2 separate regions of the Homo sapiens genome follow, and region 2 is linked to region 1. The links are chromatin contacts, found by Hi-C or POLR2A ChIA-PET in ENCODE. All regions are on one chromosome and are shown on one strand. Each heading gives the region's core, a stretch centred on a gene start or an enhancer-like site at or near the end of the contact. The rest is flanking DNA. Distances are from core to core; before and after follow the strand shown.

Evidence for each region. A loop is a pair of places that touch in the nucleus more often than their neighbours do. ChIA-PET counts read pairs that join two places held with the same protein, here RNA polymerase II (POLR2A). Pooled maps may share reads with other maps.
Region 2: a loop to region 1 is called in a map of naive thymus-derived CD4-positive, alpha-beta T cell, with 3 times the contacts of the local background. The contact joins the promoter of HEIH here to the promoter of LINC02222 in region 1. A Hi-C loop is called at or near these places in 1 of 168 maps with a recorded cell type or tissue (naive thymus-derived CD4-positive, alpha-beta T cell) and 6 of 50 pooled maps. POLR2A ChIA-PET finds 5 or more read pairs at or near these places in 3 of 52 experiments (B cell, naive thymus-derived CD4-positive, alpha-beta T cell and naive thymus-derived CD8-positive, alpha-beta T cell).

The regions. Positions count from the first base shown.
Region 1 is chr5:180,681,820-180,685,490 of GRCh38, reverse strand. It overlaps LINC02222 (long intergenic non-protein coding RNA 2222), which reads right to left and starts at 1,395. Exons shown (of 2, transcript NR_146728.1): 1 at 585-1,395.
Region 2 is chr5:180,830,083-180,833,965 of GRCh38, reverse strand. It overlaps HEIH (hepatocellular carcinoma up-regulated EZH2-associated long non-coding RNA), which reads left to right and starts at 2,348. Exons shown (of 1, transcript NR_045680.1): 1 at 2,348-3,883. It overlaps LINC00847 (long intergenic non-protein coding RNA 847), which reads right to left and starts at 3,009. Exons shown (of 3, transcript NR_045679.1): 1 at 2,737-3,009; 2 at 1,106-1,293. It also overlaps a transcript of ZFP62 not described here. RefSeq lists silencers at 1,634-1,803, 2,244-2,373, 2,734-2,783.

The sequences.
Region 1 (3,671 bases), core at 146-2,645:
TATAAAATAGAAAAAGTTATGAGGTTATAAAAGGCTTATGAAACATAAATGTTTTATAACCTCATAATTTCTAATCACAATCAAAACCGAGATAGATTTGTTTATAGGGTCTTATTAAAACTAGCTACAATATTAAACATACGCTAATATCAAACCAAAGGTTAAAAAGTAAGCTGTTCGTAAGATATCAATTTGTTCTCAATGAGAATACAAGAGGTAACAATTTTTCATTCTGAAATCTATTTCTTTCTTTTTTTTTTTTGTTTGAGACGGGGTCTCCCTCTTCTCCTTCTGTTGCCCAGGCTGGAGTGCAATGGCACAATCTTGGCTCAGCACAACCTCCACCTCCTTCAAATTTTCATCAGCTCCATCAGCTTCCCCCAGGTTCTAATTCTGTCCCTGTAATACCAAAATGCTTGCCTTAAAGGTCTAAAAAGCCAACATTTGTCTCAGCTGTCACATGGTTTTGTGCTCTTGGCTTTTGATCTATCTGGGTTGTCTCCTGCGAGCAGGTGAGGGAGCTCGCTTCCTGCTCACAGTCCTCCTCCTCAGGGCCCCTGCTCATGGCCTGGGGCACACTTTACCTGTGTCTCATTAACCTCGAGGGCCCTGCCCATCAGGGTGGCTTCCAGGTCATTCGGCGGCCTTCATCGAGCGAGCGCTGCCAGCTCTCAGGTAGCTGCTCAGGTCGGCCGTCAGCAAGATGGATGGGTCGTGGATAGAATTCATCAAACCACTGATGCACCAGCCCCGATGGCCACATTTTCAGTTAACTTCCGTTAACTGCTCCTGCAGGGTTGGTCAGTTGCAGGAAGGTTTTTTCCTGGCACAGCCGTTAAGTGGCAGTTGGCTTGGAACGTCCTGAGTTCTGAGCCAGCCTGGCGGCCAAACAGACCCCCCTGGTCCCTTGGGATGGTCACTGGTCATGTGCTCACCACAAAGCAAGGTCAGGGGCCGGAGGTTTCTGTTTGAATGATTGAAGCTCTTCTCTGGACTTAGCCACCTCCAGGCATCCACCTTCCTGAAGAGACCTGGGGCAGGAGGATCGAGAAAGGGAGTGAAAAGAGCCCCTGGTTCAGGGTCCAGTCCATGATTTGGAGGTCTCAGGCGTTCAGGGACCTCTGTCCCCAGAAAACCAACTACATTCTTGTCCCAGATCCATCACTCCCGAGTGCTGTGACTCTGGGCAGGTCACTTCAAATCCCTCATTTCACTTCCCAGAGCTGTCAACTCTGGGTGGCAGCCCCTGCCCTGCCCATCCCTCCAGGCTGATGTGGGCACCACAGGAAAGAACAGAAACTCTCCCCATGGCTCTGAAGCATAGGCCCATGTGAAGGAGGAAGAACGTCCCTTCCCCCACTGCCCCAGAGCCCCCCGAGCAGCTTCTCTATATTCACCACCACCAAGAGCCTGATCTCTTTCTTTTCTTTTCTTTTTTCTTTTTTGAGAGGAAGTCTCGCTTTTGTCACTCAGGCTGGAGTGCAATGGAATGATCTCAGCTCACTGCAACTGCTGGAGTAACTTGGCTTAGCAAGAAATTATACCAGGGCTTTGTGACAAATTCAGTGCAGTAGCCCATGGCATTAACCTTCCACTCATTGCCGAGGTCACATGTGCCTCTTCCATTTAAAAGACCAAGAGCTTGGTAAATTCGACTCTGCACCATGTCCATCTGAGGTCTGGGGATAGTAAACTTATCTTTGGGCACAGCTGAGGTGGAGGATGAATGGGTTGATTTATGCAAACTGTGCAGTGCTGATGGAATTTTCCTTGAACATTGATCCTTGTGTTGTGCTTTCAACATGGGAGTATGTTTTCTGGGGAAATGCACACACACTCCCAAAGACATCCACAATCATTCCATAAGGACTCTCTCCTCTGTCCCTCCCAACCCTGATGTACCACCGCACCTTACATGACACTGCTGCTTCCAGGGATGACAGTAGCATGGTTAGGGTTGTTTACTGGACTCTCAGTATTTTCTTAAACCAAACTTCCCAAATCTCATTTCTGGCAGGAAGCTCAAACCAGAGTGGCTCTTGAGCAAAGGCAGGCAAAACAGCGCCACCTTTGCCACACTAAGATTTCGAACCTAAACAAAGAGATGATCCCAGAATACGTACTGTTTGCCAGTGTGTCTGGGTCCCCCTGCATCTAGAGAAAAATAAAACACTATGAGGGTCAGACCAGGCTGTGTCCTGCATGCACAGGTCTTTTCTTCACTTGTTGATGTTAAAAAAACAGATGGTAAATAGTGGTTGAGACAATGGCCCCGGTATCTAGAAGATATGCATGGAAAGGCACAAGATTTCTGTGCAAGGTTTTCAATTGTTTTTGTTTGACAATTCCAAATACTTCTCAACAAGAAGGCATTTCTCTTGAGGAAAATGTCTGCTGACATACAGTTTGTAAATGTGGATGCCATGTGAAACCATTTTTTAGTTGATAAAGAACTCTGACATTTGCACACCAAGAAATTCTGTCAGTCACCTATAGTGTACACGGTTAAGGTTTAGACATGTTAATTCAGTTGAAACAGAGAGACACCAAGAGAAATAAAATTTCCATTTCAGAGGAAAGAAGACGTCTTTACCATGTGAACCCCTGTGGCTTCCTCAGAGGACGTCTGCCCTGGCATATCTTCCTCCAGGTCATGCTGGTCACCTGGGAAACAGAGTCGCTATAAGCACATGAGCTCCACTGAGTGAATCCCTCAGGTGGTCTTGGAGCTCTGGACACGGGGCTGGCGTGTGTGGAAAGGTGTGTTCACAGCACAGACTCAGCTGCTGCCGGCACTCAATAAATGCCAAGGACAGCTACCTCCCTGGAGTCCAAAGAGGACAGCAGTCACCATCGTGGCAGTGCAGTCTCAGTTCCAGACCGAAATTCCTTCTTCCCAACATGTGGAGCAGGGGACCCAGTGTGGGGTGCAGGGCCTCTGCAGACACCTCTCCTCCTGGGCCCCCAGCCAGGAAGGGTGGCCTGGAGGAGCAGCAGGAGGAGGAGCAGAGATGGGAGTCAGCCCTGGCCTCGGAGGCGCCACCATCTCTGCCCACACAGGCACCGCCCTCTCTTCCTCGAGGTTCTTCCTCCAACACCCGGCCTGAGCCACCCACTGGAGAACACGGACATCCCTCTCCCCATTGTGTGCGGGGAAACGGAGGCCCAGCACTCGCATCTCACACTCATGGTGGAACTGTGACCGGGACCCAAGTCTCCTGACACCCCTACAATGACATGCAGCCCTCTGCCTGGGTGGGGAGGGGGTCCGGGCACAGCTGAGGTTTGGGGGAAGGAGGTCTTCTGGGAATGTTCCCAGGGTTCCCGAGGATGGTGGTGACTCAATGCCCACGGGAGAAATCAGATGATCCCACGCCCTCCTCGAAAGGGACGGGGGGCTCAGGCACTGATGAAGATGCCTCTGGATGAAGCTGCTTGATGGTTTGGGCAGAAATGCTTAAACTCAGGACACTAAAAATGGGACAGGCTGTTGGGTTTTCCAAATGTAGACAACGGGCAGAGGGCTCAAAGAGATGCCATTCCAATGAGAGGCAACTGGCCAGCAAGCCCAGGAAAAGGTGCCCGGCAGCACTGTCGCCAGGGAAAGGCAAGCCAGAGCCACAGGGAGATGATGCCGTGCAACCACTGGATGGCCAGAGTTAGACACACAC
Region 2 (3,883 bases), core at 1,099-3,598, 150 kb before region 1:
TGGGCGCAGTGGCTCACGCCTGTAATCCCAGCACTTTGGGAGGCCGAGGCGGGCGGATCATGAGGTCAGGAGATCGAGACCATCCTGGCTAACACGGTGAAACCCCATCTCTATTAAAAATACAAAACTTAGCCAGGTGTGGTGGCGCATACCTGTAATCCCAGCTACTCAGGAGGCTGAGGCAGGAGAATCGCTTGAACCCGGGAGGCAGAGGTTGCAGTGAGCCGAGATCGTGCCACTGCGCTCCAGCCTGGGCAATAGAGCGAGACTCCATCTCAAAAAAAAAAAAAAAATACCGTGTCATAGAGTGGTGGAGAAATTTATTTCTCAGTTCTGGGGGTTAGAAGTCTGAGATCGTGGTGCCAGCATGGTCACGTTATGGTGAGGGTCATCTTACAAGTTGCAGATGGCTGCCCTCTTACTGTATCCTCATATGGCAGAAAATCAGCAAGCTAGCTCTCTGTTCTCTTTTTTTTTTTTTTTTTTTGAGACAGAGTTTCACCGTATCGCCCAGGCTGGAGTGCAGTGGCGCAGTCTCAGCTCACTGAAAGCTCTGCCTCCCAGGTTTACACCATTCTCCTGCCTCAGCCTCCTGAGTAGCTGGGACTACAGGCACCCGCTGCCACACCTGGTTAATTTTTTGTATTTTAGTGGAGATGGGGTTTCACCGTGTTAGCCAGGATGGTCTCGATCTCTTGACCTCGTGATCCGCCCACCTCAGCCTCCCAAAGTGCTGGGATTACAGGTGTGAGCCATCTCTGTTCTCTTAGGCAGTCATTCCATTCATGAGGGCTCCACTCTCATGACCTAATTACCTCCCAAAGGCCCCACCTCCAAATAGAGAAATAGATTTCAACATTAATTTTGGGGTGACAGTCCATTCGTAACGGAATGAACCAGGAGACTGCTGACCAGAACATGGAAAGTGCAGCCTTGTAAACAGTCCGTGTGCTCAAGCCTGGCTGACTGTCAGACACAACAACCAAACCCTCACCTTGACCCCCACCCCCAGCCACACTGGAACCTGAACTGAGAGGCCACCCTTTCCCTGCAGGACCAGCTCCTAGAACAGCGGTTCTCAAACTTGAGCAAGTGTCAGAATCACCTGAAGGGCTTTGTTAAAACACAGGCTGCTGGGCCCCAGAGTTTCTGATGCAGGAAGTCTGGGTGGCTGAGAATTTGCATGGTTACAAGTTCCTGGGTGATGCAGATTCTGTGTGTCTGGAGGTAACATTTTGAGAACTGCTGTTTCAGAAGTTCTCCACATTAAAGTCTACCAGTCCTGACTGGTACCTAAGGGGTCATGAGGTAGTCAGTGCACAAGATAGAAAGTGAAAACACTGTCTTAGAATTTAAAACAATACTTCCTAACACCAATAGGTAGCTTTTGATAAAGGAATTATCAAGCATGGCTGTATTCATTTCTTATTGCTGCTGTAACAGATTACTACAATTTGGTGGCTTAAAACAATGTAAATTTATTATCCTAGAGTTTTGGAAATCAGAAATGGAAGCCCAGGCGCAGTGGCTCATGCCTGTAATCTCAGAACTTTGGGAGACCAAGGCAGGAGGACTGCTGGGGCACAGGAGTTTCAGACCAGCCTGGGCAACATAGTGAAACCCCATCTCTACAAAAAATGCAAAAATTAGCCAGGCATGCTGGTGCACCCCTGTAGTCCCGGCTACCTGGGAGGCTGAGGTGGAAGGTTCACTTGAGTCCAGGAAGGTTGAGGCTGCAGTGAGCCATGATTACGCCACTGCACTCCAGCCTGGGTGACAGAACAGACTGTCTCAAAGAAAAAAAGAAATTAGAAGTGAATCTCACTGGGCTAAAATCAAGGAGCCAGCAAGAGTTGTGTTTTTTGTTTTTTGTTTTGAGATGGAGTCTCGCTCTTGTCACCCAGGCTGGAGTGCAATGGTGCGATCTCAGCTCACTGCAACGTCTGCCTCCCAGGTTCAAGCGATTCTGGGGAGGGGAGGAGGAGGGAAGCAAGGAGAGAGGAACGCAGGGAGCAGAGCCTGACCTGGTCACAGGGGTCTGGGAAAGACAGAGGCTTTGTTAGAGCCGGCAGCTGAGGGCCGAGGCCGAGCAGGGGTTAGGCCAGCACAGGACGAAAAGGAAGAAAGTTCCAGGTGGAGTCTGGTGGAGAAAGACCGACCTGGAAGGCACCAGCATGTGCACGTGGCAACTGAGGTCGAGGACGTGCCTGAGAGAGAGGAGGAAGGTGCCCTGCGGACCGGGTAGGGTGCGGAGGTCGGGAATGGAGAACGGTCGTTGGGCAGGTCCGGGTACCCGTAGCCAGAACCACCCGGGTGTGCGCAGCTCGGCCAGGCCCCGCCTCCCGGCGTCCCCGCCCCCTGCTGGGCCTCTCTCCGCAGCCGCGAGACCCGCGCTTGGCGCATAGGCCGGTTCTAATTTACAAGAACACCGCGGCCTGAGGCCGGAGAGTCCCTTCAACCCGGGAGGCGGCGGCTGCAGGGAGCCGAGACGGCGCCATTGCCCTCCAGCCTGGGCAAAAAGAGCGAAACTCCGTCTCAAAAAAAAAAAAACATGGCCGAAACCAGGAAGCTGCGCGATGGCGCCACGGCCCCTCTTCTCCCGGCCTGTGTCCGGAAGGTTTCCCTCCGAGGCGCCCCGGCTCCCGCAAGCGGAGGAGAGGGCGGGACGTGCCGGGGCCGGAGCTCAGAGGCCCTGGGGCCGCTCTGCTCTCCCGCCATCGCAAGGGCGGCGCTGACCTGAGGCCTCCCCGCAAAGGTCCCCGAGGCGGCGGCGGCGGCGGGCTGTGAGAACCGCAGAAGAACGCTGGGCGCGCAGCGACCCGTCCACCCCCGCGAGGAGAGACTTCCACAGAGGCAGCGTTTCCACAGCCCAAAGCCACGTTTCTAGGGTGATGCAGCCCCAGTAAGTTCCTGGCGGGGAAGCTCACGGCTGTCAAAAGAACTCTTCGCTCCAGCCGGCGCACGAAGGGGAGGAGGGCAGGAGGCTGCCGCCCGCACAGGTCATCTGATCACGTCGCCCGCCCTAGTCTGCTTTTGTGAATCTCCACTTTGTTCAACCCCCACCCGCCGTCTCTCCCTCCCTGCGCCTTCCCTCTAACCTTAAAGACCCAGCTACCTCTACGCAAATGGTAGCTACCTCTGCGCAGGTGGAAGTTGAGTTCGGTTCACGCGGGACCCTCTTCCCTGTGGCAAGCTGCTGAAGGAGACCTGCTGTTACTGCTTTAGCTGCTGTTCTGCTTAATCTCAGACAGCTGGAAGGTAGTATTCCGCCCTCGCCCAGCCACCCGAGTAAATGAGAATGATGACTGACTGAGACCCTGATGGTGGTGGCTTAGGCTTAATCTCAGACAGCTGGAAGGTAGTATTCCGCCCTCACCCAGCCACCCGAGTAAATGAGAATGATGACTGACTGAGACCCTGATGGTGGTGGCTTAGGCAAGATGAACGTCTGAAATGGAGGCCCAGGGCTGCCACGATGGCTCTGTAGTCATCAGGGAGGGAGCTCCTTTTATCTTGTTACCTACTCCCCTCTTGTGCCCCTTTCTTCCCTTGATCTAAGAAGGTTGCTCCGGATCTCGCCATCTGGCCTGCGTTCAATCAGCAGAAGCTTCCTGGAGGAGCAGGAGGAGGCACTGTGCTCGCATCACATACCAGTGGCCAGAAGTTGGCTTCAGGGAAGCTCAGGAAATAGGATGCGAGAAGCCATGAGACCTCCCCAAACTCTGCAGTAACAGAGTCAACAAGACAATGGCTTAAAGATGGAGAGACCAGTTGATCGGTCACACAAGCTGTTCCACGATAATTCTTGTGTCAGAAGGGGAGGCTGACTACCAGGACCACTGGCCCCACTTCCAGCCCCTCCATTCTGAGTACACTTCAGAGG